Regions from separate parts of the Homo sapiens genome. Here all the other regions are linked to region 1. The links are chromatin loops, found by intact Hi-C in ENCODE. Cell type or tissue: dorsolateral prefrontal cortex. All regions are shown on one strand. Links, peaks and the distances in the headings refer to the core of each region. The heading gives the core; the rest is flanking DNA.

Region 1 (10,873 bases), core at 1,172-9,171:
TGAACCAGGAGGATCACCTAGCCAGCTCTTCCTCAAATTTCTTACCCATATTATTGTGAGATGTAATAAAATGGTTGTTGATTTAAGCCACTAAGTTTTGGAGTAATTTGTTATATAACTATAGATAACCAGAATAACATCTAATATTTTAAGACATAAATTAAAATCTAGTGTTAGTAGAATCTGGTTTGCAGGGGAAAACGATAAGAAAGAAAACAAGAGACATTTGTGAGGGTGCACAATTTGTAAGGTAACACTCTATTGTGATGATGATAATGATACTTTATAAGTCATGTGGTAAAATTCAGGAATTAATTTGCTTTATTCGAGATTTAAAAAATAATGAATGACAGGAAATTGGTTTGGGAAGGGAGAGAAAAACAGATGCATAATTATTTCTTTCATTATGAATGTACATTCCTGACATCTCTGAGGGCTAAGATTGTCCTGCAGGGAATATGATTAAAGTTACAAAAGACGAAAACAAAATAAATAAGTCAGCTTTTGATCCTGCTGCTATATTTACCCACAAGAAAGGAGGCAGCTCTCAGGTGGGCTTTTGTCTAAGTAATGTCCTGAAATCCAAGTGTAAAAGAACAATATGAAATCTCAATTCTCCCAAACGGTTTGGGGCGAGTTCAGCCCTTGAGCCCCTGGGGGACTTGGTTCCCAAGGAGACTAATCCCACTTGCACAGCATTAAGCGTCACTGGGGTGAAAGAGCTCTAGTTTGGAGTTCTGCAGAGAGCCCCTACTGCAGGCTGGAGCCGGGTCCCTCTGCTCCATAGGAAGTGAAATGTATTGATGTCAAAGCCACTCAAATGAATGTGCTCACTCAGGGAGTAGGAGGAGGGACTGATGGGCTTGGCTAGAGCTGGCTACTAACTTTACTGAAACCAATTTCATTCCAGATAGAGCTCTTCCTCAAAGGAAAGGAGATCAAGGGAAAAAGCAGCCAAGGCCTTGAGGCTGGGTCTATATGTACAATTTAGTTGGACAGTGGAAGCTCTAAGGATTTATTTTGGTCTCAGGTATAGAATTACTTCAAGCAGAAGCTGTTCTTTGTTGCCCTATTGCCTACATTTTCCCATAAACACCACTGCTTTCATTTAGCCATGCCTCTGCCCAGGCTGTTCTCTCTGCCACAGATATTGTGTGTTTGCTTTACACAGTCAGATATATCATTTAAGTCTTAGCTCAAATGCTGCATGTCTATGCAGCCTTCTCCAACTCCTGTGGGCAGACTTGAGGGTCCTTTTACTTCCATTGGACATGTATCACATTATATTACAATGGCTTGTTTGCATATTTGTCTTTCCACCCAAAGGGTAGAAATCATGGCTTCTTATCTCTGTATCCCCAGTACTAGCATAGCGCTGAGCACATTGTGGGTGTCAATATCTTTCTGTTGGAAAAAATCAGTGACTGGATGGATATTTATTTGTAAGGATCAATTTTGTGAATCAGGCTATAGAACTTCTAAGCCATGAATTTCAGCTCCATGGTTTACAAAAACTTCAATTTCCATTATCTTATTGATTTTCACAATAGCCCTATCAAATAGGATTATGTTATTATTCCCCATTTATGGATGGGAACATCGAGGTCCTGAAGGTTAAGTGACTTTTCCATAGGCAGTCAGATAATAAAGGCAGGACTGGACTCCAGTGTCAGTCTCCGGCTCCAGTTTTAGCACTCTCTCTCCTGTATTTCATTGTCTTTTTGTAAGTTTCTACAACCCCCAAGTATAGCTACTCTCTTGCATTTGAAAATAGTCACTCACTTTGCTGAGGGAAAGGACAAATGATGCTGGTTTCATAGGGTAATGTGTTGGTAAGGAATGGGTGGGGCCTAAGGAATCAAGAACATGGACATTTGTTGAACTGCTATTTTGTGTGAGGTGCTTTTATATATACCATCTCACAACAACCTTGAGGAGTTGAGATTATCTCCACTGTGCAGGTGAGAAAAGTAAGATTCAGAGGCATTACTTGCCTGTTATGTCATGTAATTCTCACCCTGAGAACAATTATGACCATTCCCTTTTTTCAGATAAGGAGTTTGAGCCTTTGGAATATGAACTGACTTGTCCAAGCAGTTCAATAGCAATAGGCAGGGCCAGAATTTGAACCTGGCCTCATCTAACTTCAAATCAACTTTGATGTGCAGAACTCCAATAGAAATGAAGAAAGACTTTTACATATGAAGCTTTTCATATTCCATTTATTTTGAATATGATTTTAGGATTTAGATAACCCTGGGGATTAAGAGTTTTTTCGGAATAAGATGTCGATTAAATGTAGAGTACTGTGCAATTGGTGTCCAAGGACTTGTAAGAGTGCTCAGTTGACAGAAGGTGAAAAAAAAAAAAAGTTAGTGCTTTTGGCTGCCAGACCTGGAAGCCTATGGAATGGCCCTGTTGGAAAGGGGATGGGCAGTGCTGACATCCACATCTGGAGTGGAAGAAGCACAAATCAGTGACAGGTCTGCACAATTTTCTGAATGTGAATACCACCAAGAGTAAAACAGACAGTTCGGCCATGGAGGACAAAATGCTGTGTGTAACTCAAATGAAAAGTCCATGATAATTGAGCCAATTTGAATTTAAAATAAAAAGTTTGGCTCAGCTATGTGGGTTTGGGAAGTGGCTACTTCATCTTCTAAATGAAAAATGTTCATCTGGCCTTTTTTCTTTCTTTCTTTTTTATTATACTTTAAGTTCTAGGGTACATGTGCACAATGTGCAGGTTTGTTACGTATGTATACATGTGCCATGTTGGTGTGCTGCACCCATTAACTTGTCATTTACATTAGGTATATCTCCTGACGCTATCCCTCCCCCATCCCCCCACCCCACGACAGGCCCCGGTGTGTGATGTTCCCCACCCTGTGTCCAAGTGTTCTCATTGTTCATTTCCCACCTGTGCAGTGTTTGGTTTTCTGTCCTTGCGATAGTTTGCTCAGAATGATGGTTTCCAGCTTCATCCATGTCCCTACAAAAGACATGAAGTCATCCTTTTTTATGGCTGCATAGTATTCTATGGTGTATATGTGCCACATTTTCTTAATCCAGTGTATCACTGATAGACATTTGGGTTGGTCCCAAGTCTTTGCTATGTGAATAATAGTCTTTGCTATGTGCCACAATAAACATACGTGTGCACGTGTCTTTATAGCAGCAAGATTTATAATACTTTGGGTATATACCCAGTAATGGGATGGCTGGTTCAAATGGTATTTCTAGTTCTAGATCCTTGAGGAATCGCCACACTGTCTTCCACAATGGTTGAACTAGTTTACAGTCCCACCAACAGTATAAAAGTGTTCCTATTTCTCCACATGCTCTCCAGCACCTGTTGTTTCCTGACTTTTTAATGATCGTCATTCTAACTGGTGTGAGATGGTATCTCATTGCGGTTTTGATTTGTATTTCTCTGATGGCCCATCTGGCCTTTTTTCTTTGGTAAGGCTGTGCCTTCATGGTGTTCAAAAATGGTTTCGCTACATCTACAAAGTGAGGCTTAATAAAAAGAGTTTTGAAAGAGATGGTCTATGTCTCTCCTATGCAAGCTCTGTATCGAAACTAGAGTAACTTATTTAGAGAACACTTTATCACACACACAGTGTTTTCATATAGAGACAGTCCCCAACTTATGATGGTTCAACTTTATGATTTTCCAACTTGAATCAGTGTATTACATGCATTTTAACCTACAATATTTTCAACTTACAATGTGTTTATCAGGATGTTGTTGCTCTATCACAAATTGAGAAGCATCTATGATCTCACTTAATGCTCATGAACACCCTATGATCCAGAAGACACGTAAGGGATATAGTCACCTTTTTGTGTTTCAGAGAAGTAAGGGTGAATACTCATCCAGGCTATGGAACAATGTATCATTTAAATATCACAAGTGCCCTGTGGGGAGGGCAACTTTACCTGCATTTAACATGAGTAAGCTAAACAGAGAGAGTACGCTGGTTTGTCTAAAGCCATGCACTCAGCAGAGCAAGGATTTCAACCTAAGTCATGAGGTTATTGAGTGGTGGCTAAGACCAGAACCCAAGCCTCTTCTGAATCTCTTGTGAAAATGACCTTATTGCTCATTTTCTCTATCTATCCCAAAGAGGATTGCCCAGGTGAAATTAGTTTTAAGTGAACTTCATGATGATCCCTGAAATGCAATGAAAATTCCAGGGATAACCTAAATGGTATGACAGGTAGGGGAGAGGTTCCAATCCATCTTTTATTCTAACATGCTGAGAGTTTTATACACACACAGTGTTCTCAAGTAACAGGGGGCTTAGCCAGATCGACTCCTTTCTCCATTGCCTCCTGCTATGTGTTAATAAAAGATGGGCCACTGCTGGCCTCAATTTACTGTTAGCCAATTGTTACTCGTAACAATCAAGTGGCAAACAGTCAAGAAGAAAGAGCACTGGGCTTGAGAATCCTGGGAAAACTCAGGTTAGAATCTTAGGATCAGGTCTAGAGCTTTAAGAAATACTCATTTTCCTTCCCCATCTTAATAGATGAGAAAGGCAAGGGCAAGAGAGGACGCAAGTATTGTCAAGGGCTTAGGAATGGCTTTGGAGTCAGAATGGGCTAGATCTGACTTTGGCCAACTCACTGAACCTCCCTGAGGTGCAGTGTCCACGTTTGTTGAATGGCGATAACATGTAATTCACAGGGCTGTTGTTCAAGGATTAAATGAGATAATAGATGGACAGCGCCTGGCAGAAGCAAGCGCCCAGAAGCTGGTGGGTGTTGTTATACAGCTGGACTGAAACCCACGTCTCTAGACTCCTGCCTTCTTGCCTCAGGAGAGGCACCACCGCAAGTACCTGCAGAAGCCTATCAAGCGCTGCAGCGGCCTCATGGGCCTGAACTGGAGTTTGAGACCAGCCATCTCTTCCTCACCCCTTGCGGTTAGAGGAGTCAAGAGAAACACCACGGGGCAAAGGGAAACGAAGGAGTTAAGGCGTTGAGCTTCAGAAAGCTCAGAAAACTAAAGCGACCCCCCACTCCTCCAAGCCAGGCTAAGTAAGCCCCTCCCCTCTACCACCGGGACGGTCGCCGCGCGCTCCCTCCCTCCGCCCCTTGCTTACAAGACCTAATGAGCTCCCCCGGGAGGCAGCGCAGCGAGCCAGGCCCGGAACTAGTAGGCTGCGCCGCGCGCGCCGCGCCGGGGCGGGAGCTGGGTCTGGGCGGCGGGCAGGAGCTGGCGGGGGCGCACGGGCAGCGCTGCGGACAGCCCGGGAGCCGCGGCGATGGCGGTGCAGGCGGCGCTCCTCAGCACGCACCCTTTCGTGCCCTTCGGCTTCGGGGGCTCCCCGGACGGGCTAGGGGGCGCCTTCGGAGCCCTGGACAAGGGCTGCTGTTTCGAGGACGATGAGACCGGGGCTCCGGCGGGTGCGCTGCTGTCGGGAGCCGAAGGAGGGGACGTGCGCGAGGCCACCCGCGATCTACTCAGCTTCATTGACTCGGCGTCCAGCAACATCAAGCTGGCGCTGGACAAGCCGGGCAAGTCGAAGCGGAAGGTGAACCACCGCAAGTACCTGCAGAAGCAGATCAAGCGCTGCAGCGGCCTCATGGGCGCCGCGCCCCCCGGCCCGCCCTCCCCGAGCGCCGCCGACACGCCAGCCAAACGGCCGCTGGCCGCCCCTAGCGCCCCGACAGTCGCGGCCCCGGCCCACGGCAAGGCTGCCCCCCGGCGGGAGGCGTCGCAGGCCGCCGCGGCCGCCAGCTTGCAAAGCCGAAGTCTGGCCGCGCTCTTCGACTCGCTGCGCCACGTCCCCGGGGGTGCCGAGCCGGCGGGGGGTGAGGTGGCTGCGCCGGCGGCCGGGCTAGGAGGTGCGGGCACTGGGGGCGCGGGAGGGGACGTGGCAGGCCCCGCGGGGGCCACGGCGATCCCAGGGGCCAGGAAGGTCCCGCTGCGGGCACGCAATCTGCCTCCGTCCTTCTTCACGGAGCCGTCCCGGGCAGGCGGCGGCGGGTGTGGCCCGTCGGGGCCGGACGTGAGCTTGGGCGACCTGGAGAAGGGCGCGGAGGCCGTGGAGTTCTTTGAGCTGCTGGGGCCCGACTACGGCGCCGGCACGGAGGCGGCAGTCTTGCTTGCCGCCGAGCCTCTCGACGTGTTCCCCGCCGGAGCCTCCGTACTGCGGGGACCCCCGGAGCTGGAGCCCGGCCTCTTTGAGCCGCCGCCGGCAGTGGTGGGAAACCTACTGTACCCCGAGCCCTGGAGCGTCCCGGGCTGCTCCCCGACCAAAAAGAGCCCCCTGACTGCCCCCCGCGGCGGCTTGACCTTGAACGAGCCCTTGAGCCCCCTGTACCCCGCCGCTGCGGATTCTCCCGGCGGGGAGGACGGGCGGGGCCATTTGGCCTCTTTCGCCCCCTTCTTTCCAGACTGCGCCCTGCCCCCGCCGCCGCCGCCCCATCAGGTGTCCTACGATTACAGCGCGGGCTACAGCCGCACCGCCTATTCCAGCCTTTGGAGATCCGACGGGGTTTGGGAAGGGGCGCCGGGGGAGGAGGGGGCGCACCGGGACTGACTTCGAGGCACGCTTCCCTTCATTAGAGACGGCTGTGGAGAGCGCCGCGCCTCCGTGGGTTTCTCCTAAATCTGAAGAACGATGGGAAAATGCACGTGGAGATGAAACCAGATTTTTAAAAATTCAATTAATAAAAGCAACTTCAGAAAAAAGAGATGAAGACGAGTTGGGGATTGTTTAATCACAACCTCAAGTGTTAAAACAAAAACAAACAAACACGTTTGTAGGTTCTTACTGGACCAGAGGAGTCAAGAAACCAAGATGGTTTGGGGTATGGGGTGGGGACGGCAAAAGGGGTAAGAGCTGGCTTCTGTAGCCACCTGTCCCTTCTATTTTTCAGCGAAGGTCAGTGTATTTAGTGTAATTACCCCTTCTAAACAGTGTCCTAGTCCCTCCCTTCCCTCTCCTTGAGTGCATTTTGAATTAAAGCCTATATTGAAAAGAATGGAGGTGAGACTTACTGATTTGGGTGTTTTCTTACAGGACGGTTTTCCGTCTGGTCGCTTAGCTTTGTTAGGTGAGCCTGTGGCTGAGGGAGGAGGCCGGTGGTCCACTGCTGACCTCCTGTGCTTGTCCTTGGGTAGGGTTCTCTTCTGTCACGGTTTAACTCTTTTTTCTGCCCGCTTCCTGCTTCCATCTCCCTCCACCCTTATCACAGTCCCAGTGCTTACTTTCCTTCTTTCTTTGCCTGGCCTCTCATTATTCTATTTCTTTCGGCCGGCTTTTCTTGCACATCTCTTTTGTAGGAGACTTAAATTTGGCAAACCTGGGTTCCATTTCTCTCCTGTCTTTTCCCCATTTTCCAGCCACTTTGGGAGGGAGAGGGTGGGCAAACTGTAACCTCTTTGTATCAATTTTCGTGATCTGAGAGGGTGAAGACGGTAATGTTCTTCTACTCACTTCACAACTGGTTGGGTAGCTCAGAGGGAAATAAGTAAAATGTCTTGAGGCTGTGGCAGTGCTTGATTGGTTCTGCTGTGTATATATAAATGGTTTCTACACACGGAAACAGAGTTGTGAGTCCCATGCCTTTTTTGGCGGGGGGCTATCTACTTGCCTGGTGATTGCCCTTTCCCTTACAAGCTGTACATCCTCTTTACCATCCCTCCTTCTCTCCTTCCACAGCTCCCCTTCCACCTCTGTTGGTTTCTGCCTCCCTTTGTTTCCTCAGTCCTTATACCCACACTCTCCCCACGGAAGGGCATAAAGAAAGGTGTGAAGTTTCCAAAGGAATTTCTGTTCCCTGAATAGCAGGTCTGATGAATGGAATCTGAAGGGGCTCTGCAGGGAGGAGTATGATCTGTTGTCCGAGGGAGATTTGGGGAAAAAGAAATATTTTTACCAGCCATGAATGTGGCAGAGAGGACACATGGCACCAATAGGTTGGTTAAGGGGCAGGGGAGGAAAGACTGGTGGGAAGTGAGCAGCTGGAGGGAAAAGAGGAGCCCTTGGTGCTGTAGAACTGCGGGGAGAAAGGCATGAAGAGAGCAACGCCCAGAACATCTGAGTGAGAGGCTGCCTTCTGATGATGCTGCAAAGGAGAGCTGCTTGGCTTCAAGGCACCCAGGATTGATTGCAGGAATATCTGGATGTGAGTTAGTTGAAAACCGAGTGTTACCGCAAGAGGTGTAAAAATCCAGGTTCATGTTTGCACACATCAAAAGTATTGTGATATTTTCATAAAAGAATTTCTGGAAAAAATGAGTATTAACCAATGGTAGATGCAACTTTAAATGCTATCAGTAAGTCATTTTCTTCTGAATAAAGCCTTTCTTAAGAAAGCACCACAGGAAATAGAACGAGTACTGTTAATGATGAAAAGAACTTTTGCAACTCCAGAAAGCTAATGTCTATTGGATTTCTTCCAAAGTGGTTAAAGGTGATTAATTCCATTGTGCTAACAGAATATTACTTAATAACGATTTAATTTGTCTAAACTGTTGTGAATACAATCCAGGATACACTTGCACAGTAGGAAAACATTAATAACCCTGTGACTGTTACTAAGACTATAGTGTCATTGTAATGTTTCTTAATTCTCCTCTCCTTTCTTACCTAGTGTAGTAAAACAGGTTATCTCTCTCCTACTGTTTTGCTTGCTATACGTTTAATTAATAATAATATCAACATTGTTTCCGCATCCCAGGCATTTAAGCTAACTCACTGAGCCTCTTAATATTGCCATGATGTAGGTGCTTGATACTGTTTGGATCTGTGTCCCTAGCCAAATGTCATCTCTAATTGTAATCCCCACATGTCGAGGGAGGTCCTAGTGGAAGGTGATTGGATCATGGGGGTGGTTTCCTCCATGCTGTTCTTGTGATAGTGAGGGAGTTCTCATGAGATCTGATGGTTATAAAGTGTGGCACTTCCTTGCTATCTCTCTCTCCTGCCACCATGTAAGACGTGCCTTCCTGCTGCTTCACCTTCTGCCATGATTGTAAGTTTCATGAGGCCTCCCAGCCATGTGGAACTGTGAGTCAATTAAACCTCTTTCATTTATAAATTACCCAGTCTCAGGTAGTATCTTTATAGCAGTGTGAGAACAGACTAATACAGTACTGTCATTATCCCTATTTGAAAACTGAGGCTCAGGTAAGATAAATAGCTTGTCAACAGCAAGTGGTGGATCCAAGATCCAAATATACAAGTGTCCTAATACCAAGACCTGCCTGTTACTTGCCAGGCTCTCCTGTGCTTTGTACATGTGTGTGGTTTCCAGTTCCCTGTATTATGGTACTAGCAGGTTTTTTCAACTTCAGCACTATTGACATTTTGGGTGTCATAATTCTTTGCTGTGGGAGCTATCCTGTGCATTGTAGAGTGTTTAGCAGCACCCCTGGCCTCTACCCATTCGAAGCCAGTAGCACTGCCTTAGTTGTGACAATAGAAAAATATCCCCATTACCTCATGTCTCCCTGGGAGGAAAAATTACTGCCAGTTGAGAACCACTATGCTAGAGAAATGTATATAGAAAGTGTCTGTGGGGTGTTTGGTGCTTTCATATACATTATTTCCTTTGTTCCCTACAGAGGCCTGTGCTTCGGTGTTATTATCTTCATTGTTATAGGTGACAAATAAGAAAGGCCAAGGGGAGGGGCTAAATCAACTTAGGTGCATCTCATCTCTGCTGATTTACCTGCAGTGAACGAGTAACTTAACCAAATTGAAGCATGGTTTATGCATTGGAAAAATTGGATAACGATCGATCACAAAGCGTTATTGTGATTTGGCATAGGGTATATATAAATATCCTCTAAGAGGAAGGGGGCAGTACTTAGTAGCAGACAACCAAGGCTTGGCATTATGTCAAGGTTCCAATCCATCCTGTTACTCAGGTCCCTATGTAGCCCTATTCCTCCCCACCTTGCCTTCCAGTCTGGGCACATAATGTGTCTGACCATGCCGCTTACTGTAGTACAGTAAGTACTGCCCATTAGTAATTGTTTTGCCAAGGACTGAAATTATTGTTTCCTCTGTTATATCAGTTTCTGCTGAAAGCTGTTAGAATCTTTTTTTTAAAAAAAATCTCTTGCTTAGCCACATCCCTGCCCATAGAGAATTCTTTTTTTTTTTTAAGACAGTGTCTCACTCTTGTCACCCAGGCTGGAGTGCAGTGGCGTGATCTCGGCTCACTGCAACCTCCGCCTCCCAGGTTCAAGCAATTCTCCTGCCTCAGCCTCCTGAGTAGCTGGAATTACAGGTACCCACTGCCACACCTGGCTAATTTTTGTATTTTTAGTAGAGACGGGGTTCACCATGTTGGCCTGGCTGGTCTTGAACTCCTGACTGCAAGTGATCCGCCCGCCTCAGCCTCCCAAAGTGCTGGGATTGCAGGCATGAGCCACCACGCTTGGCCAAGAATTCTTTTTAAGTGCAATGGTAGGTATTTTTCAAGACTAGAAATATGCTATAATATGCGTGTAGTTGTATGGCTTTGGACAGGCTGGTATGGCTTTGAACAGGCTGGGTATCCTAACGTGGTAATAATAATTATGCTTGCATGCCTCATAGTCATGATCCTCCATCTCAGCTGGGTGTTCCTTGGTACCTGGAATGTGTTTTAGTGTCTTCCTGTATCCTCCTCATGTCCCAAACCTTTGCGCATCTCCATTCAAGCCTCCACCCTATCCCTTCTCTCACTCCCAGGTCCTGACAAGATGGAGACCATGTGTTGTGACACCCTTCCATTTCCCACCCCACTTTTCCACACAATTTCTCTCTTCAGCAAGCAGGACCTTCTCTTGCCCTCATGGTTCAGGATCCTGCCCCTCCTGCCTCATGAGGACAAGCTGTTGCTCCATCTTCTCCTTATTGGC
Region 2 (10,873 bases), core at 1,743-9,742, 110 kb before region 1:
TGTGAAACACTTTGGAAAGTATAAGGACACATTACAGTATAAATTTTAAGGTTCTTTTCATGTCAAAATTATTTATTGTGTATGTTCATTTTAAGCATTTCTTTGTAAAGAGCTTTCCTTTTAGTTTTAAAAACAAAGGCTGGCCAACTTGATGGTTAAATTTAGAGAATATAACCAACTCTTCAGCTAGAATGAGTGTTGGAAGTGAAAATAGAATTGGCGATATAGAGCCGGGTTTCAAATGCACTTTTAATTTAACCACCCCTTTGAATTATTACATGTATACCTTGCTTAAAAATTTGTAACTTAAACAAGTTCATTTGCTATTATTTTTCTTCATTTAAAAAGTAGAATGACCAGTGAGTGTATTGCATATAGCAGGCCAGAGGTAAGTATATATTGAATTAGAATGAATTTCAACAATACAAAGTTGTTGAAAAGAGCAGATCATGTTTTATGTTAGAAAACCTAAATCAATAGGCCTGGCATGGTCGCTCATCCCTGTAATCCCTGCACTTTGGGAGGCCGAGGTGGGAGGATTGCTTGAGGCTAGAAGTTTGAGACCCACCTGGGCAACATAGTGAGACCTCATCTCTACTAAAAATCAAAAAAATTAGCAGGGCATAGGGGTGCCTGCCTGTAGTTCCAGCTGCTTGGGAGGCTAAGGCGGGATGATTGCTTGGGGCTGCAGTAAGCTGTGATCATGCCACTGTACTCCAGCCTGGGCAACAGAGCTAGATCCTGCGTCAAAAAAAGAAAAGTAAAGAAAAGAAAACCTGGATCAAAATGATAGGGAAAAACTAAATCTAAACTAGTTCATCTCCATAAACATCTATGTGCTAATAATGCTTTATCTGTCCATATTACTTTACTATTTACAAAGCGCTTTCATGTATGCTGTCTCACTAAATTCTTTTAAAAGTACTGTGTAGAAAAAGAGGTATAATCCAAGATTTATGGAGAAGAAATTAAAGCTCAACTAAGAGGTGGTAGAAGTAGGATTTGAACTTGGGTCTTCACTGTTCAGAGCCTCTGATCATCTACTGCATTGCACTGGGTTAGGAGGAAACTTGACTGAGGATTGAGGGGACCATTGCTCACAGGGTGACATCTATCAGATTTAACTCTATATCTATCTGTGTACAAGGTGAGAATTACATTTGTATCTTTATTCTCACTTGAAGAATGAATGAGTTGTCAGATGATAAAAACATATGGGGAATTCTCTCATTATTTAGAACAGAGGTTGAGAAACTTTCTGCATTCAAAGGGCTATATTTTTAGGCTTTGCGAGCCATATAGTTTCTGTCACAATTACTCAACTCTGCAGTTGTAGCATGAAAGTAGCCATAGGTAATACATAAACAATTGAGGATGGCTGTCTCCAATAATAACTTATTTGTAAAAATAGGCAGTGGGCTGGATTTGGCCTGGGGTTTGTACTTTGCTAACCACTTATCTAGAAAAAGGCTGGAGAAATATAGCTGTTGAATGTTAGTTGGTGTACCACAATTTGGAATAGTGAGCAGTCTAACTGGTTTTCTCCCTACCTCTTTAATGTTCATTTTGGGATATTTTGCTGTTCAGTCTTACATGTGAATAAATATTTTATCCTTTGTTCTTCTAAATAATTACTCAAAACCAGCAGAGTATACCTCAAATATTTTGTCATCTAGTTTTGATTTACTGCAATCCTTTTATGCTTTATATATATGCATTATAAAAGTTTATTTTTAAGGTAAGATATCTTTAGGTCTTTCCCTCACAGTCACCCTTTACTTCTTTTATCCAGGATTAATTCTTGTCATTCTCTTCAGTTATTTCTTACTGACATTATCCTTTCTTTTGACAGATCAAGGAATTCTTGATTGCTGGTATTTATGATTCTGTTTCCAGCCTGCACCCCACCAGAAGTAATCTTATCTCTTGCCCCCTGCTTGAGAAATTCCATTGCCTCTGTTTCCAATTTCATCCTATAGTTAGTTACCCATCTGATTTTCAGAATTTTTCCACTACGTCTCCCTCCCAAACTTGTAGCTTCAGATCACTTTCTTTCACTGTTCATTCTATTTCTCCTTTTTTTGACCCCCCTCTGTGTTCTCCCAACCCACTAATCCCTGGAACACTACCCAGTTGGGGACTGCTCTTTCACTTGGATAGTTCCATTTAACCAGAACTCCTCCTCCCTCTGATACACTTCCTCCTTTTTAAAGGGCTGACAAACAGGCGTCCTTTTCTGAGTCTGTAACTCAGGCTTAGGATGGTGAGATAATATGTAACAGTTAGGTTATGAAAAAAAGCAGGTGATTTCCAATTCTGTCTGGGACCTTGTACAGTTCTGAAGGATCCATGGGCAGCGACTAAATGCCATTTTCCGTGTCAATTCAAGTATCGTTCCTTTTAATTTGTCTTTGGGCTTTGCACACTCAGACTCCATTTGCTTTTGTTTACTGTTAACAGAAGCTGCAACATTCATGCAGAAATAATCATGGACTTGGCTGGTAGAACACAAGGAAGAAGAGAAAAGGGAAACAGAAAACCCCTCTGTCATTTGACTGTTCTGTCAGCATGAAAACTACTAGGTTTCTTCCCAGCTTAAAGAGCAACTTTAAAGGATGCTGTAATTTGTTAATTTTGGAATCACATTTCAGCTGATAACTTCTCAAATATTTCAGCATAGGCTGCTGTGCATGTAGATAGATATAGTGAAATAATGACATAAGATGGAAAAATCTCTTCCGTTTGTCTTGGTGTTTGGTAATGTATGCGACCTCTCTGGGTGGTTTAAGCGGTTTAGGTGCATTCTATGAAAAGGGAGCTTTTAATGACAAAACTAATGTGATTATCTGAGTGAGTGTGAGAGGGGTATTGAAGCCTTAGAGAAAGAAAATCTGTTAGAAAAGCTGAATGTATCTGCTTAATCCTTTCTCTAATGTGGATGGACCATGCTCTGAGAGGAGATTGGTCTTTTTTTTTTCCCCCAACATATCTTCTTTCCTTCCTCTGTTAAAAAATTTTCTTTGACCCCCTTTTCCTTCTCTTATTTAAATGTGTACTCTCATAGGTAGGAACACTTAAAACTTTTAAACAAATCATTATCTTTACTTTGTCTGGTGCATGTGGGATTAAAGGGCAGAACTGAAATACTTGGTTGCAGATCTGATTAGTTTGGTAGTAAGGTTGCATGAATGTTCTATTTTCTCAACTATTTCTATACACTTTAAAACTGGAATGAGTAAAATGGACTTTCTAATGCTCTTTCTGTTTCCTGAATGTTCATCTTTATTCTAGGAAATGCCGTATCACTCTACTATTTTACAGTTGTTTTTTTTTTTTTTACTATTACATACTTTTAATGTTTTATGATTTCATATTGCCACAAAATTCATTCTAAGTTTTTGCCAAAACAAATAAACCTAGAAAAATATAAAGATGATCTAAGAATTAGGAAAATTGTTTTAAAAAATTAAGCATGAGACAGCAGGTGTATTTAAGCATTGTTTGTGTTGTTATTTTTCTTTTAGCTTTTAGTTGAATACATGCAATATAGTTACAGTGGTTGGAAGCTCCAGAGAGTCTGCATTTGTGTTTTTTTCTTTTCTTTTCTTTCTTTCTTTCTTTCTTTTTTTTTTTTTTTTTTGAGACGGAGCCTCGCTCTGTCTCCCAGGCTGGAGTGCAATGGCATGATCTCGGCTCACTGCAACCTCTGCCTCCCGGGTTCAAGCGATTCTCCTGCCTTAGCCTCCCAAGTAGCTGGGATCACAGGCACCCACCACTGTGCCTGATTTTTGTATTTTTAGTAGAGACGGGGTTTCACCATGTTGGCCAGGCTGGTTTCGAACTCCTGATCTCAGGTGATCCACCCGCCTCAGCCTCCCAAAGTGCTGGGATTACAGGCGTGAGCCACCGCGCCCGGCCTCTTTCTTTCTTTCTTTTATTTATTTTTTTAAGAGAGAAGGTCTCATTCTGTTACCCAGGCTGGAGTGCAATGGCATGATTTTAGCTCACTGCAGCCTTGAACTCCTGGGCTCAAGGGATCCTCCTGCTTAAGCCTCCTGAGTAACTGGGATTACTAGAGTCTGTATTTGAATCCCAGTTCTGCCACTTCCTTGCTGTGTGGTTTTGGGCAAGTTTCTTAACCTCTCTGTGCTGTAGTTTCCTCATTTGCAAAATGTGTATAATAACAATTGTAATGCTTATTAGGGTTGTTATGAGTATTTCATAGCATCTGGTATAAAGTAAAAGCACTAAATTGATGCTAGTTATAAATAATAATAGCTATTATTATTATGTAATATTGGGAAACCAGATGATTATACCAGGACTTTGTGGTTGACGTCTGGGTTGAGACCTATATTCATAGTGCTTTTTTTTTTTTTTTTTCCCACATCAGACAGGTAATGTGCTGATAGCATAACCAGGTTTGAGGGTGGTCCATTTCACACGTGAGCATGAAAACCCAATCATACGCTTCTTGCATTCATGGTTTTTAAATTGTGTATCTGTAGCCAGACCTCTGAGCTTGTTTTCTCTTCTGTGAAATGGGAATGATCATTATATGGTGCTCTCTTGGTTATTGTGAGGAAAGAACCTGCCCTGCCATCAAAGAATATTCAGTAGTTGTACTAGCAACCTCAGTCCCAGCTATTCACATTTCAGCGCATTTACAGTATGTGTAGGAATGACACGCCTTATGTAGAAATTGTTTAGAAGAAGCCGTTTGCTAGGGCTCACAAAATAAATAGAAAGTAAGTTCAGGGATACCTGGGTGTTGAGTATTTTGGACAGAGATGGTTGTCTGATTATATCACAGCCTCTATGTAAACAATCAACAGGCCAAGTGCTTGCTTTTGTCACGTCAGTAATATCTGCACATTATCAGGGTTAAGCTAAAGTATTATATGAGGTTAAGACAAAATTGTTGATATTTGACTGTTTTTGACTTATAAATGTGAGAATTTCATATGGTTCAATTTAATATTTATGTATTTTATGCATCCTACAGTTATTTGATAAAAGTATGTGAATATCTCCTTTTAAACTACTCGTCTTTTTTTTTTTTTTTAAGAGATGGAGTCTCACTCTGTCACCCAAGCTAGAGTGCAGTGGTGTGATCATAGCACTGGAGCCTGGAACTCCTGACTGAAGCAATCCTCCCACCTCAGCTTCCTGAGTAGCTGAGACTATAGGCACGTGCCATCACACCTGGTTAAGTTTTAATGTTTTGTAAAGATGAGGACTTGATATATTGCCCAGGCTGGTCTTGCACTCCTGGCCTCAAGTGGTCCTACTGCCTGGGCCTCCCAAAGTGCTGGGATTACAGGCATGAACCACTGTGCCTGGCATTGAGTTACTCTAGTCTTTAAATAAGCATAGGAATAGTGCTGAGGTCTGGCTAATATGACTTCAGTATTTTTTTGAAACTTCATTCACTCTGCTACCAAAATTGTTAAGGAAGTGCAAAGAGATATTAGAGATTCTGTTTTTTAATGGTAGAGGATGATGCTTGGACTCACAAAATCTTTGAGTTAGAAAGGAAATTTAGACTTACCTAAAATAAAATTTCCATATTAAATTTGCAAATATTTTGCAAAAAAATTTTAAGTGACATTTTTTCAGGCTTTCTATCTAGCATAGTAGTAGAATTAAAAATCAGCACTTCCTTTCTATAAGGCAGTTTGACAGGATGTACCAAGGGCCTTAAACATGTTGATCTCTTTTGAGCCAGTAATTTAAGAATTTATCCCAAGAAAACAATTAAGAATATAAGAAAGATTTAGCCCCAAGGGTATTTATTGTAGCCTTATTTGTAATGATGAAAGGTGGGGAATGACCCAATTTTAGGGTTGCTTCAGCTGTTTTTCAGCTCCCCATCCCGATTGCTCTCTTCTAGATTTTCTAATGTTGGTCGGTGCCCTTCGTAAGTTGTGTACAAAGCTGGATCCAGTACTCCAAGGGTGATCTGACCTCACAGAGCACAGTGCCTGGGGAGTGCCCTTAATCTGGACTTGGAATTCCATCATACAGAGGCCAAGTCTCTGACCATGATGTTCTCTCTGTGTAACTGGGGCTGCTGAAACCCAAGTATTGTCAGCCAGTGCCGGTCTCCAGCCATGCTTGTGTCTTTTAAGAAGTGACAGTAACTGCTATTTGTGGAGATGGCTATTCATAGGGACTCCTTTTCTTTGCCTGACAGAGGCCCAGTGTTCTAAGCTCTAAGAGGGGCTCTGATGCCAGCATGTGAGTCACACTCACTTGCTACTGTTCTTTTCCAGAGTTTTGGGCCACTTGTTGCTGCACATCACTACCTCCTCTCCCCCTGCCCAGCTTGCATTGTCGCCCTTCCCCATCTACCATGCTGTCCTTGAACATAAGGCGCTTCTCTGCATTCCATGTGTCTACTTTGTAGTTATGTGCTGCATTTTGAAAGAGCTGAATCTATGTCCAGGTTCAGGAAAGAATGCTGATCAACTGTTGGCAATAGATGGTTTAATATATCTTATGATTGTTTCTTGATTTCCATATTGTCTTGAGTTATTTCTTATTGACATATTTCCTAGGAATGTTTTCTGAGAAAAGTGCCATGCAAATGTTAGGTATTTTTTTGACTTACCATGAAAAATCGAGAGTTGCCAAAATAAACACTATTTTGACTTTTAATTAGCTCTCAGTTTAGCTCAATTCTCTCTTCATGTACATCCTAAACCCTGGTATTCCTTATTCTTATGACCTCACAGTTACTTTTGAAAGATATATCCAATTATTTGAACATCTTAATTTCTGACTTTTCTCACATTCAGCAGTTCTGAAAACTTTTGGCAATGATGCACACTCCATCTTCCTTTGGAAAGTCATATTACATTTGAGCATGTTAAAGGTTCTGAGAAATCATCTGAGATTATATAATAATAACAACCAGTCAGGAAAACTGTTCACATTTGCTAATATACAGTTTCTCAAAACTATCTGGCTAGGAAACATTTTTCCACAAAGTACCAATAAACATTCCATGGAAATATTGTGGTGCAGAATATATTTGGGGAGAGGCATTGAATTTTCCTGAAAATTCATTTTCTCTTTTACAGTTTTCCTTTTTTTTTTTTTCCCCCGCTGGCAGCTGGTGCCAGGCAGAACTGTGATGAGGGGCTGGGTTTGGTTGCATCCTTTCTCAGTACCCTCCTTTCCTGACTGGGAGCATGTCCCCAGCCCAGGCCCTGTTATTCCTGCTGCCCAGAATCTCTCTCCCTGAGGTGGGGTGACTGGGCTCCTTTCCTGGCTTCTTCTCTGGACTAGTCTTTTTTTTGTCAGGACTAGTCTATTATATATATAATCTTTTCCGTATGAAATGGAAAAGGACCAGATTACTGAATTCATGTCAGAGTCAATAGAGATTCAAGCTTACTGGGTTTGCCTTGCCACTGGGACTATTTGTAGTTTTACAGGTGGACACTTCCTAAGCTGTGTGTCATAATGGATAAGATGTATATTTCATAACCAGAGACAGCTGGGAACAAATCTAGGCCCTATTATTTACCAACTGAGTGACCTTGAAGATGACTTAACCTAAGAATCAGGTTTTTTTTTTCATGTAAAATAATGGACAATCATCTATCTGATAGGGTTCTTTGAAGATTACATGGTGTATTGGTTGGAAACCCAAGGCTTAATAATTACTAGCTGTTGTTGTTGTTAGTATTATTCAGCTATGATTCCATTGCCTGTTATTTTTCTCCAACATTTTATTATGAAAAGTTTGAAACATATGGAAAAGTTAAAATAATTGGACAATGAACACTCATGAACCTAACATCTAAATTCAATAAATAATATTTTATTATATTTGATTTGTCACATATATATTCACCTATCCATCACTTCATCTATCTTTTAATTTATCCTATTTTAAAATGAATTTTAAAGTAAATTGCAGACATCTTCCTCTTAAATACTTCAGCTTTATTATCATTAACAAGAGTTCAATATTTGTGTATGGTTCTTCTTCTGGTGGTGGAGGGGTGAAATCTAGATACCATGAAATACACAAATTATATCATTTTTCATGTAACCCTATTAAGATATAGAATATTTCTGTACCCAAGAAAGTTTGCACTGGCTCTGTTTAGTCAGTCCTCACCTTTACTCCTAACCCTGAATATTGTCTGATTTTTATAGCTAGGATTCCAGGCATTTTTTATAGGATAGTGATAGGAATATTTGGGAGCTGGGGAGTTGCAGCATATGCTTTTTATCACACGACAGATGCTGGAACTTGGTATAGTTTTTCCATACGAGATTTTATAAATTTTGCATTTTTATAAAAGTATAGTAATTCATTCAGCAAACATTTACTTACCAGATACCTTGCTAAGTACTGAGGGAGACATTCTGAAATCAAGTGAGTGAAGTAGAGCATTACAGGGGCTGTGATAAAAATAGGTACAGGGTATAATGGAGGCACCAAGAAGGGAGAGGTTTAATTCTTCCCAACTTGGAAACATAGGCAAGGATGGCCTTGAAGAGGAGGTAATATTTGAGTTGAGTGTTGTAAAAGATGAGTTGGTGTTCAAAGGCATTAGTGGAGTGGGAGAGGAGTTGGAAAACAGTGTTTCAGGGTGAGAAAGGGCAAAGGGGAAGGAGCCTGGTGTGGTGGGGAATGGTTTTCCTAGGCTGGAGCAAAGGCAGCAAAGAGGAAGCTAAGATGGTAGATGGAGAGGACTTTGCATACCATGCAAATGACTTCGGTTTATTTCTATAGCCTAAGGAGTAATTGAAGAGGTTTATTCATTTATGGAGGGGATTAAACCCAAGAGAGAAATTAAACACTGCAGTTAGTAGCTTAAGAATATTTTATGATCAGATCAAAATCATATTTCTTCTTTGTGTTATTAAACTGTCATTTTATATTCATATTCTGACTCTTTCCCCATTTATCTTTCTAAAATGACAGGTAGTGTGCCAGTATTTGAAAAATCCCAATGTATCTGATTCACTGCTGCTGCAGAATATTTTCCAAGCTCTGAATGTATATTACAATTATTCGGGCCAGGTGAAATGCCTGAATATTTCAGAGACAGCAACTAGCAGTCTGGGAACACTGGGTTGGAGCTATCAGGTAAATATGTATAATTTCCCCAAGTGGAACTTACTTTTCACTGACACAGTTGTGCTGTAAAAAAAAATCAGGGTACACAAGATTTTGTCACCTAACCTGGATCCAGTTTTGGGCTCTGTTACCTTATGCTGTGATACTATGGACAAGTTTTCTTGTTCATTCATTTGTTCATTTAATAATCACCAAATAGATATTGAGTTCTTACATGTGTCAGGCACTCCTCTAGGTTTCAAAGATACAAAGATAAATGGTACATGATCAAATCTAGTGTAGTAAAAAAGTAAGTAAGTAGTATTTCAATAGATCTTGATAAGTCCTACAAAGGAAGCATTTTATAGACATATAAAAGAAAGGGAGTCTAATTTGTCCTTCATCTGCACAATGAGACTAATAATAATAAACTTTCCTTGCAGAGTTGTTTTGAGGGTTAAATGTGATAATAAATGTGAAATCAAGCAGTTTGCTATGAAGGGACATAATCCTGACTTCCGTGACTTCTTGGCCAAGTCTTTTTAAGAATAATGAGAGATTATATGGCGCAGAAGTAAAGAACAGGGCGTTGAAGCTGCCTTGCCTGAGTTCAAACCCTGCCTTCACTACTTACCAGCATTATGACTTTGTGTAATTTATTTAACCTCTTTTTGCCTCATTTTTCTAATTGGATTCTCTCTTGGTTTGCTTCTTAGGCCTGCACAGAAGTAGTCATGCCCTTTTGTACTAATGGTGTCGATGACATGTTTGAACCTCACTCATGGAACTTAAAGGAACTTTCTGATGACTGTTTTCAACAGTGGGGTGTGAGACCAAGGCCCTCCTGGATCACTACTATGTATGGAGGCAAAAACATTAGTTCACACACAAACATTGTTTTCAGGTGAGTTTTTGCTGTCCAAAGATAAACTTCAGTTGGTGGAACATTTGTAGAATATCTGAAAAAACAGAACCAGGGAAATGCTGGACAATATAACAACATAGAATACAACAGTGCTACCTGTCATGTTTTCCTATGCCTTGAAAGATAGGATGCTGAGAAGAGATAGGATTTTTTGCTCTATTACCAATGTGCTTTATGAAAGTCTTAAAAATCAACAGCAACAAAATTTTTTAAATATTAAAAAAACTCTCCAGCACAAAATAAAGCATCATCTGTTGTTCTTAATTTGTCTTATTATTGTTATGTTGTTGTTGATGGTAATAAAAAATTTTCAGTATTCATCACTTTTGAAGTGCCCACTTCATTCTGTTCCAAGTACTAAATGAGGCACTTTAAATAAATTACCTGGTTAAATCCTCACAACAACCCTGTGAAGTAGTTTTTATAGCCCCTTTTTTACTGTGAAGGAAACTGAAGGTCACTGTGTTCAATCACTTGCCAAAGCTCATCCAGCTTTGTTTTAGTTACTAAGTGATAAAGCCAGCTTTCTATCATGGCCTGACTACAAATCCCATGTTTGTTTTTCTACATTACACTGTTCCTTAAGAAGTCACACAGTTGCCACTGGTTCACATTAGAGTTAATTGAGCAGACTCCATGTGTATCTGACTGGGACTTCAAAATTTCCATGTTTTGAGTTGAACATTAGGTTGTCAGCTATTAAAATAGCAACAAGTTAATCAAGAATTTCCCCAAGTCTATATAGAAATAGGAGATGCCACTACATACCTGTTAACCAGAGCTATTTTTAAAATTGTAAATGTCATTCTTTTAGAAGTTCTTTTATTTGTTTTAGTTTTTATTTTTTGAAAAAATCTGTTAAAACT
Region 3 (10,873 bases), core at 2,154-10,153, 130 kb before region 1:
CTCAGGTAAAGTTATTGTGTCCTGGCTGACAGCCATGACTTTAAAGTCCTTTCCAGTCTTAAAAACTTTGACTTATAACCTTGTCACCAAGATCAATTATATTTTAGGTAATATGCTTTGGTAAAATGCTGATTAGTCCTTCTCCTGCACTCCCTGCAATGTTGGCCTTCTGTCCATATTATTTGTAGTTATATAGAACTGTTTCTTCACCCAGCAGAAGGCATGCATTTCCTGCTTCCTCAGCAGTCCAAATGTTATGTGGTGCTCTTAGATTTAAGGCTTGGGTTCTCCATTAGGCATGTGATTTGTCACTGGGCAAAAGGCACATCCAACTACAGTGTTGTGCAACTCTTCCAAAGCTGGGAACAGACCCACCCAATAAATGAACCTGCACAAACTTGACCTTCTTGGGAACTTTGCTTTCCATTCTCATTTTTGTTTTTATACCAACTGCAGAGCCATGATGCATGCATGCATTCATTTACTCTCTATATATTCATTGGTCTTCTACTACATGCCAGGCCTTATTCCAGTCACTGTGTACTCAGAAGTGGACAAAACAGAAAAAAGTCCCTGCCTATTTGAGTCTATTTCCAGTGGATGTTTTTCATTCACTGTTGGTTTAGAGAAACAATCTTGGATTTCAGCTAGGTTTCTTTCCTCCCTTTCTCCCTCTCTTCCTTCTTTCCTTCCTCCTTTCCCTTCCCTTCCTTCTCTTTCTTCTGTCTCTCTATACCGCTTTCTTTCTTTCCTTCCTTCCTTTCTTCCTTCTTTCTTTTCTTCTTTTCTTCTTCTTTTTTTTTTTTTTTGAGATGGAGTCTCACTCTGTCGCCCAGGCTGGAGTGCAGTGGCATGATCATAGTTCACTGTAACCTTGAACTTCTGGGCTCAAGGGATCCTCTGATCTCAGCGTCCTGAGTAGCTAGGACTATAGGCATGTACCACCACACCCGGCTAATATTTTTATTTTTTGTAGAGACAGGGTCTTGCTATGTTGCCCAGGCTGGTCTTGAACTCCTGGGCTCAAGTGATCCTACCACCTTGGCCTCCTGAAGTGTTGGAATTACAGGTGTGAGCCAGTGCACCTGGCCTAGGTTTTTCTTTTTCCTTATTTATTTATTTATTTTTTGAGACAGAGTCTTGCTCTGTCACCCAGGTGGGAATGCAGTGGTGTGATCTTGGCTTACCGCAACCTCTGCCTCCCAGGTTCAAGTGATTCTCGGGCCTCAGCCTCCCAAGTAGCTGAGATTATAGGCGTGTATCACCATGCCTGGCTAATTTTTTGTATTTTTGTAGAGAAGAGGTTTTGCCATGTTGGGCAGGCTGGTCTCGAACTCCTGGCCTCAATTTGATCCTCCCGCCTCAGCCTCCCAAAGCGCTGGGATTAAAGGTGTGAGCCATTGTGGCAGCCCAGTGAGTCTAATCTCATCTCCCATGTCTTCCCCTCATAAACCTCTTGCCGTAAAACAACAGTTCCTGAATTTATGCTCATTCTGTATAGCTCATCATAGCCTTGCACATGTTTTTCTTCCTTTGCTTGAAATGCTCTTTTGTACCTGAAAAAAAAAAATTCTTCTCTGTGTTTCAGCTCAGATATTACCTCCTTGGTGCAGCCCTCTGTAATTTCCTCAGGCAGGGTGGTGACTTTGGCTTCTGAGCTCCCACAGTGCTTTGTATACAGAACTTAACCACACCACTGCTTGGTTGTTTACTAGCACATTAATCATTTCTGTTAGATTCTCCAGAACTTGAGAAATGGAATTGTATCTTAGTTTTTTTCTTAATACCTGCCTTTTAGTGAGCACTCAATAAGTATTTTTAAATGAAAGAAAAATTTAATATTAATGTGATTTAGTGCAATATAATTTACATATGCCTGTATAGTGAAATAGAAATATAAACATGTATCTTGTAAAATAATATATATCTTCAATGAGATTTTAAATGTTTATCAATCTGCTTTTGAATTATCTTATTATACATACAGAACAATGCATTATCCTAACTCCAGAATCCCCTCATTCTCTTTTACAGTCAGTTTTCCCCTGCACTGGTAACCAATATCCTGGTTTCTGACAGCACAGATTTTGAATCCTGACTTTAAAAAGAAGGGGGATGATTGTTGTTTCAATCATGTGAACATATAATATATTTATTTAGAAAAGAAAGATTTAAAATAATTGGCCTCTGTGTCTGTTTTTTATCCAAGAGTTTGGACTTGAGATCTAAGTTCCCTTTCTGTCCTAAGATTTTCTGAAACTTAATTTAAAACTTAACAAACCGGGTGTGGTGGTGTGCGCCTTTAGTTACAGCTACTCTCGAGCTTAGGAAGGAGGATCGCCTGAGCCCAGGAGTTCGAGGCTGCAGTGAGCTATGATCTGGCCACTCTACTTTGCCTGGGCTACAGAGGGGAGACCCCGTCTCTTAGAGAACAAACAAAAAAAAAGTAATGGTCTTTCCGACTTTACTACTTATATAAGGGCGCCCTCTGGTGGTGTGTCATTTCCTAAAATTTATATGCAGTGCTTGATTACAGCAGCACTTTATCTCTAATTTGGGAGCTTGAGCTGTGGCCCGGTAATTCTTCTAGTACAAAGCTTCCTGAAGCCGTGGGAAGGCATTGATTATGTGGTGCTTTCACAGAGCTGTTTGACCAACAGATAGAATCTCCCTCTAATGAAACACTTAACTGTTATTTGTCAAAACATGTTATTTCTTGATTTACTGGAGCATTTTAGGTATTCTCAACGGCAGGATATTTTCACCTCTGTTTTAGCAGTAAAGCAAAGAGTGTTTTGGTTTCACAGCATTTTGATAACTTAGCAATTCCCCCTCTGGGCCCAGGAGTTCTTGGTTTGAGGAAAGAAAGGTTATTAAGCACTGCAGAATTTTTCGAGAGGGTGTTTTCTCTCCCCATTTGGTTACTAAGCACAATTTTTTTTTCCACATAGATAGATGCTGTTGTGATATTTATTTATACCATTATTGAATTTATAATAGCTTCTCATATTTTCTCAAGCACTGGCTACTAATATATAACACATCTGTGATAATTTTAACATTAAGAAGGGAACCTCATAATCAGAAACACAAGAACCACTTACTTAGAAGATTTAAACTGCATCAGTTGAGCAATTATCTATGGCCGGGCGCGGTGGCTCATGCCTGTAATCCCAGCACTTTGGGAGGCTGAGGCAGGTGGATCACTTGAGGTCAGGAGTTTGAGACCAGCCTGGCCAACATGGTGAAACCCTGTCTCTACTAAAAATACAAAAATTATCCGGGTGTGGTGGTGGGCACCTGTAATCCCAGCCACTTGGGAGGCTGAGGCAGGAGAATTGCTTGAACTCGGGAGGTGGAGGTTGCAGTGAGCCGAGATCACGCCCCTGCACTCCAGCCTGGGTGACAGAGCAAGACTCCGGCTCAAAAAAAAAAAAATTAAAAACAATTATCTATAAAGTATCTGCCATGTACAAGGGCACTGTGGTAGCTATTGTGTTCTTGCCTTTCAAACCATCTGAGTATAGGAGGCTGGGGCACTAAATTTTCCCCATGATGGACTCTCCCATTATCACTTATTTGCTTCCCTTTCTCATTTACCATTTTCTCTTTAAATAAATTTATTTCTAAGAGTCTCATTTTTAAGATTAGGGGCATGTTAGGAAAAAAAAAGCATAGGAGTCAGGGAATGCAGTTCTGTCTCCTGGTTAACACTTATAGAAGTATGTGTAAAGAGGAGCAGTGTCTTATTACATACGAAGATGATTGCCTTTGAAGCATATCTCTGAGAGGACTTCCACCCTTTTTGTTAAGATGGAAGCTCGACCCTCTAAGGTTGGCAATGACGAGAGCATCTTCGTGGGAAGGGAGGACAGTATCTTCTTGGACTCACCTTCCTCTTGGAGGGACTTGTAAACATTTCCTTTGCTACCACTACACTCACTGGGGGATACCGTTTCCTCTTTAATTCTTTAAGTCAAATTTAATCTCCAATACTTTCTGGTATCTTCATTGTATGGATGAGTAAAGGTAGAACATTTAAGCAGGGTTTTTGAAAGGCCTTGACATAATAAAGAAGAAATAAACCAGGAGTCATCCAAGAGCCAGAGATCTGACTCATAAGATGTGGCTTGCTCTCTGATCTTGTCCTACCTCTAGGGTGCCCATGTGTGAGGGACAACTTAGTAGGAATCCACTCCTAGACATCCATCCTTCTCCAACTGTAGATCTAGGGCTTGTCTAAACTCCACCTTCCTTCCATGTTTTAGTCCTTCTTTGGGAACCCGTGTTCTTCTAACATAAAAGTGTCCATCCTTTCAGGGCATATCAAGCTTGCCCAGAAAGCTGTCAGTCTCCATTTAAGAACTCTAATGGAATGTAACCCCACAATCCCCAAATTAATATAAGACACACACATCAAATGGGAGAAAGAGGGTCTTATTTTATTTTAGATCTCTGCATTAGAGTTGGAAACCAGAGCACATGAAAAACTCCTTTAAGGTGCTTTGATTTATTGGAGGCGTAAGTTAATTTTTTTGGTCATGTATATCTCTGGGTATACTTTTTGTATCTTTAGTAAAATTTTAGTTAACTGTTATTAGATGTCTGGGTGCCTGAATAAATCCAACTGCATACTGAATTTTCTAAAACCGAAGGCTGCCAAGAAGGAGCCAATGTGATTTTGGTTTTATCAGTGGCCTAATGGAGTTAGCAATAGTAGTGTAGTAACAATTATTGTCAGGTCAGTGAAAAGACCAACATTCCACATATTCTGCAATGTAACTGTTAGTAAATGGCTGGGAGATTTGTCCTTCATTTTGCAAATTTAGGAGAAAGATACTCACTCTTAAGTGTCGCCTACCGAGGGTTGAAGTTTATAGTCAGCTTTATCTGCATGAGCGTGTTATAATGCAAGGAGTATAAAGATCTGGGTTTTCTTGGAGGCGGGATTGGGTAGGGGTTAAAAGCACATGAAAAGAATTACATTTGATTCCTAATTATTAGTTACATTACCTTGGGCAAGCTCTCTGACCTCTCTGAGCATCAGCCTTCTTATTTTAAAACTGGGTGATGAAAGTGGCCCCAGAGGGTAACTGCCGAGATGGTGAAGGGATCTGTGTAGAGCAACAGCACTGTGGCAGACACGTGGTAGGTGCTCTGTGTTATTCCCTCCCATCCCCACCTCTCCCACCCCCGCTGTCCCCAAGTTGCCATCAAAACTAACAGATGTAATGTTGCTACTGATTTTTCTGGATGCGAACTTTATTCTTGAGTGGTTTTAAAGTCCAAATAATTACTTTTATACAATAAACATCATTTAAAGGATGGTCTCTTTTCTTCTTGCCTACCCATTCTCACAGATCTATTTCTCCTCCACATGGTAAAGTGGGGAAGCATGTTTTGAAATTTCTTGGGCCATAAAAAAAATTATAAAAAAGAAAAAATGAAATTTCTAGGACCACGTGCTAGAAAGAACTGCTGTGCATGACTAGAGAGGTTTGTTTCCTTTCCAAGGTCATACGGTGTTGTCTTTACCATGCTATTATTTATTTTAATTGGTTCAATAAACCAAACTGCAAAAATAAAGTTCTAGCTCTGCCTCTGCCTTGTGACCATGGCTAAGTCATGTGACCTCTTCGAGCCTAATTTCTTCAGTTGAGCAACACAGACGGAATGGTTTCTAAGGCCCTTGTGACCTTTCCGTGTTGTAATTCATAAAATCTTTATTCAGGAGCCCAGAACAGGGAGTGGCACGTGGGTCCCACTTCTCAACAGCAGAGGGCATGCTGCCCCTAGTGTGCCTGGCCATTAGGTGTTGAAAACTATCTAGTTATCTAGCCAGAAGTTGATATCCTTGATGATAGGAAGGAGCCAAGGAAATTCTGTAAATTCATGTTGTGCAAAGAACATTTCACTACGTATTTCCAGTTGTTTAGCACCTAGGTGAAGCACTCAGAAAATAGGAGATTTTGACATTCTAAGGTCCTGTAATTCTGTGAAGAACTTAATCTGTCTCCCATCTAAGTACTCCGTGCTTAGGATTGGTGTGCAAATGGGATAGAGAGGAGAACTAACATCTTTTAAGCACGTATATATCTGGAACTATGCCTGGTACATTAGGTGCATTTTCCCTATCCTCACAGAAATCCTTTGAATTGTATGTGGTTATCCTTATTTTATACAGGAAGATACTAAGGTTCAGAGAGGTTAAGTAATTTGCCCGAGGCTTCACAGTTAGAAGAGATTCAAGTTCAGGTCTTTTAACTCCGAAGTCTGCTTTCTTGCCAGGGTTCCTCTCTCTTTTCCCCAATCTTAACAATCAAGGCTGATTGCTGGGAGCAGGAGTACCTTGGGCATGGCCACACAAGGGAATTTGGCTTTCTCTGGTTCTGAAGTTCTTGTGGCCCTTGTGATTCTAGATGGAAGTGTTTCTCTGGCAAGAACTTTATATCAGTTATATTTAGCATGACATATACAAACACATACCCATGTTTTCAAATCTGAAAATTTTAGACTGGATTATTAATGTTTTTCTTTGTGGGATGCTTTTAAAGGCTACGGCAATATCTCAGTTTACATGAAGACTCAGTTCTGTAGTCAGTGGGTGAGGTGAAAATCATTAGGGCAAAATTATCTTCAAGAATCTCATGGGAAGGCATCTTGTTAGAGAGCCATGAGCTTCCTTTCTTTAAGTCCAACACAGTCAGTCTTTCCTCCCTTGTTGAAACCTGCTGAGTTTCGAAAGGTGTTCCTGTGGTGGTTTCTCATGTTGAGTTTCAAATGATACAGTTAGCTTATATTTGGGGGTATGTTCAGTGGTAATTCAAATCTTTAGACACCAGAGTCTCATTCAGCATGATGAGATACTTACAGTATTTCAGGTACTCTGAAACCTAGAACAAGAGAAGGAATAACAAATTAATGTCTATTTTGGTGCTTATTCTAACTCAGTGGTTTTCAAAACTTTACAGAATCACCTGTACGGCTTGTTAAAGCACAGTTTACTGGGTTTTACCCTCATGGTTTCTGATTCTGTAGGTCTGGGATTCAGCCAAGGGGATTGCATTTTCAGCAAGTTCTCAGGTGAAGCTGATACTGCTGGTCTGGGGACCTCACCTGGAGAACCACTGTACTAATTGAATGGAAGCAGGTGGAATCACTTATCCGTCTTCCTTTCACTGTCTGTCTGCCTTTCTTGCCCTTTCATTTTTAGGCTGAGTGGATATAGTTGAATTAGCTTAAGTTAAATTCAGGGATTGCAGCTCAGCCAACTCTTTATCCCATTGCTTAGCTTAGTACTTGGCCCAAAATAGGAATTCAATAGATTCTTGTTGAGTGAATGATTGAGTAAATTAACATGTATAATGGAAGGGTTTATAGCACATGGACATCATTATTACATACCTCGTCCATAAAAACTGCTTATTTTCCTGAAAAGTAGACAGTCTTTAGATTAGAATATCATATTTTAGGACTACATATGGTGATGATCATAGATACCAGGAAGTTTGCAGTTAGGTAAAGTTTTGAGACACTTGTGTTTTGGGACCAGTGGTATGAATGGGAACTGTGTGTGTAGATAGAGCTGGGTGCAGGAAGTCCCATCTGTTTTAGAATGACCTAGGCAAGTCTTACAGGGTCTGGTTTAGGTCAAAACTAAGCACTGTTCCTGGGAGACTGGAGCAGCGCTGGAACAGCCTATGTCTGACCCAGACTGGGTGCTGCATTCTCATTTCTGTCTTTCCAAAGCACTGAGGAATTTAGCCCCCATGATGCTAAAGGCTCAGTGAGACTCTGTGCTGCAGGGTAAATCTGTAAATTCAGATTGTTGTACATGAATCTTACCATGTTATAGTATTTGATAATTACATTTTAAATAGTAAGTTAAAAAATCTCAAAGGGTAAAAAGAAATCTCAAAAATATATTTAAAATTCCGTTTAAGAAATCATTTTCTTATGTAGCCAAAACAATATGAACACTTTTGACAAAATGAACAAGTCTTTAGGTCAAATTGAGTATTCCTTTTCTGAAATGCTTAGGACCAGAAGCATTTCAGATTTTGGATTTTTTTTTGGATTTTTTTTTTTGATTTTGTAATAGTCATATTATGGTTACTGACTGAATATACCTAATCTGAAAATCCAAAATTTGAAATACTCTAATGAGCCTTTCCCTTGAGTATCATGTTGGTGCTCAAAAGTTTCAGATTTGGAGCATTTGGATTTTGGATTTTTGGATTAGGGATGCTCAACCTGTATCATTTAATAACTAGTCCATATTAAAATTACACATTTGTCCCTACATCATTGTGTATATCTTGTTTGTTCAAACTAGGATCCAATCCAGGGTCATGTATTATGTCTGGTTATTATGTTCCTTAAAATTCATTTAATCTAAAATAGTCCTTTCTCATGATATTGCCTTGTCAATTGTCTTGTAAAATGTTCTACCTTCAGTATCTGTTGTCCCTTTGAAATATCTTCAACTTGCTCTTTTACCTTTATATTTCCTGGAACCTGGAAATTAGATCTAAAGGCTGGATTAAGATGAAATGAAACATTTTCGGCAGGAATACGTCATAGGTGATATGTGCTTCATGTTGTGCCACATGAGGAGATACATAATCCCTGCGTGCTCTACCATTGATGATACTAACAAAATTAATTACTAGATTAAAGTGATAGCAGCCTGATCCTTCCATTGTAGTTATGTTTTCCCCTTGTGACAAGCGAGTATTCTCTATTGTATTACTTTGATACTATATGAATGTTCATTTTCATATTATTCATTTTCCTAATGCTTTTAACACCAATTGATAATTCTTGCCTGAATCAGTAACTTTACAGAACTGTCATATTCTAATTCTGTCATTCCTTCCACATTAGCTGACATTTGACTAAACACAGCTCTTCTTTATTAACTGGGACTATTCGTAGCCATCAAACACAGTTCTGTTGGACAGGCAGGTTAAATGTTGAATTTTTTACTTTTTAATTCCCAATTTCAGAGTAAGAGTTGATTTAATAAACAAATGGTGGCAAATGAACCTTTTCCTTTCTTTCCTTTTTAGAAATATTTTTGTGGACTAATGGAGTTTCATGAATTGAATGTTTCAATTAACTACAGTCATTATTCTTTTTATGTTTAATTTGTTTTTGTTTTACGTTCAATTTATTAAAATGATTGCCAGTGATAGTTCCTTGTGGTTGGTTCCTATCTTCTTTAAATATAACTCTCCATTAATTGTGAGCACTTTCTTGCTTCCTTGCACAGCAAAATGCATAAGCTTATCTTGCAGCTTCCTTGTCCCAAATGTCAATCAGCCACTTCACTAATAAGCCCTAATTTCTTTTGGTGGGAATGATATAGACATGAAATTCTTGTAACTTAGAATATCTATGGTGTGCTGGGGTGACAAGGTTTATGGACCTTTTCAGTAGTCTATTTAGTTCATGAATTTTTAATATTGAAAGTTTGTACAATGAAAATTCAGATAGTAATGGAAAACTGTATTTTGAAAAATAATGGGATGTATTATATACTTAAAAATTGCTAAGGGAGTAGATTTTAAGTGGTCTTATCACAAAAAATGATAAATATATGAGGTAATGCTTATGTTAATTAGCTCAATTTAGCCATTCTACAGCATATACGTATTTCAGAACATCATGTTATATACACCATACGTAAAATTTTATTTGCCAATTAAAAATGCATTAAAAATTAAAAAAGGGTTCACATTGTATTTACAATTCAATTTTAACATTATGTTTTTAAGTAGCTATTTGATTTTATAATTGTATTTTTTCTTTTACATTGAAAATCTTGATCACCAATAGCAAATATTACTTTATTTTATAATATAAGGAAATGATTTCAAAATAATAATATCGATATTACTATTAATAATAAAACAGTGAAGTTTAAAATTTCTTGTGATTATTTTTGTAGTAGAGATTGATTTTAATGGAAGAATTAATTACCTTTATGTTGATCTCATTTTATTACTTTCCTTTGAAATATGTTTTGTTTTGTTTTTATCACAGGTTGATCATTTTGGATTTAATACTGTGAAAACTTTTAATCAGCGGTACCTAGTAGCTGATAAATACTGGAAGAAAAATGGTGGATCAATACTTTTCTACACTGGTAATGAAGGGGACATTATCTGGTTTTGTAATAACACGGTATGTGCAGATTCATGAAATTCCAGTGCTCAATTTGACTTTTATTATGATAACTTGGAAGAAATGTTTTGCAATATGTATGACCAAACATTGCTGTTCTTAATTGTAAAGTTCTGTAAAAAATAACAAAAAAATTAACACACTAATAATAGAAAAATAGCAAAAGCACATGAATAGGAAGTTCATAAAAGAATTAAATACAGATATCCAATAAGTCTGCATATTCAGCTTTAAAGAATTACAAATGAAAAGAATAATGTACAATTTTTGGAGAATTGAATTATTTTATTTTATTGTATTTTTCATGGACTGCCTGAACATCCCAGAGAATTGAATTTTGCAAGTTTTTTGTTTTTGTTTTGCTTTGTTTTGTTTATAAAATCTCAGCTTGTTTCTAGAGTGAACAAGCATATAAGGGAAACGGATAAGAATGTTACTGTGTATAGTTTATTTTGATTATGGTCTCTAGAAGGTAAAAACAAGGGTGGGAATTTTTGTATGTTTAGTGTTATATTGTCAGTGTCCAGGACATATAGAAGGTGATATATGTCTGTTAAATGAATGAATGAATAAAACCTAAACAAAGCCAGTGCAAATGAGAAAAAAATATACAAATAGGAATGGGAAAAGGTAAAGTTGTAGTTACATTTTAGTTTAGCTTTCCTGTTCTACCATTTTCTTTTAT

Evidence for each region. Peaks named below come from ENCODE experiments on the same cell type or tissue, not always from the same donor. Only the 100,000 strongest peaks of a DNase experiment are listed, where the experiment ranks them.
Region 2: a loop joins it to region 1, with 4 times the contacts of the local background. A loop is called at or near these places in 7 of 110 quality-filtered maps.
Region 3: a loop joins it to region 1, with 5 times the contacts of the local background. A loop is called at or near these places in 25 of 110 quality-filtered maps.

The regions. Positions count from the first base shown.
Region 1 is chr11:82,728,130-82,739,002 of GRCh38, reverse strand. It overlaps FAM181B (family with sequence similarity 181 member B), which reads left to right and starts at 5,139. Exons shown (of 1, transcript NM_175885.4): 1 at 5,139-9,063. The coding sequence starts at 5,274. The coding sequence ends at 6,554. In dorsolateral prefrontal cortex, for the core only: no CTCF peak of the experiment used is centred there; DNase peaks (open chromatin) are centred at 5,162, 5,850 and 6,438; H3K4me3 peaks cover 4,767 bases; H3K27ac peaks cover 5,083 bases.
Region 2 is chr11:82,837,500-82,848,372 of GRCh38, reverse strand. PRCP (prolylcarboxypeptidase) reads left to right here. Exons shown (of 9, transcript NM_005040.4): 7 at 8,948-9,112; 8 at 9,799-9,986. LOC124902840 (small nucleolar RNA U13) reads right to left here and starts at 4,488; the gene lies at 4,388-4,488. In dorsolateral prefrontal cortex, for the core only: no CTCF peak of the experiment used is centred there; a DNase peak (open chromatin) is centred at 6,212; H3K4me3 peaks cover 1,645 bases; H3K27ac peaks cover 7,322 bases.
Region 3 is chr11:82,859,292-82,870,164 of GRCh38, reverse strand. PRCP (prolylcarboxypeptidase) reads left to right here. Exons shown (of 9, transcript NM_005040.4): 2 at 10,048-10,188. Among named protein-coding and RNA genes, the nearest start is that of PRCP, 36 kb to the left of the region's middle. RefSeq lists an enhancer at 2,333-2,592. In dorsolateral prefrontal cortex, for the core only: CTCF peaks have their summits at 2,285, 2,486 (motif pointing left), 5,562 and 5,769 (motif pointing right); DNase peaks (open chromatin) are centred at 2,484 and 5,764; H3K4me3 peaks cover 1,711 bases; H3K27ac peaks cover 5,870 bases.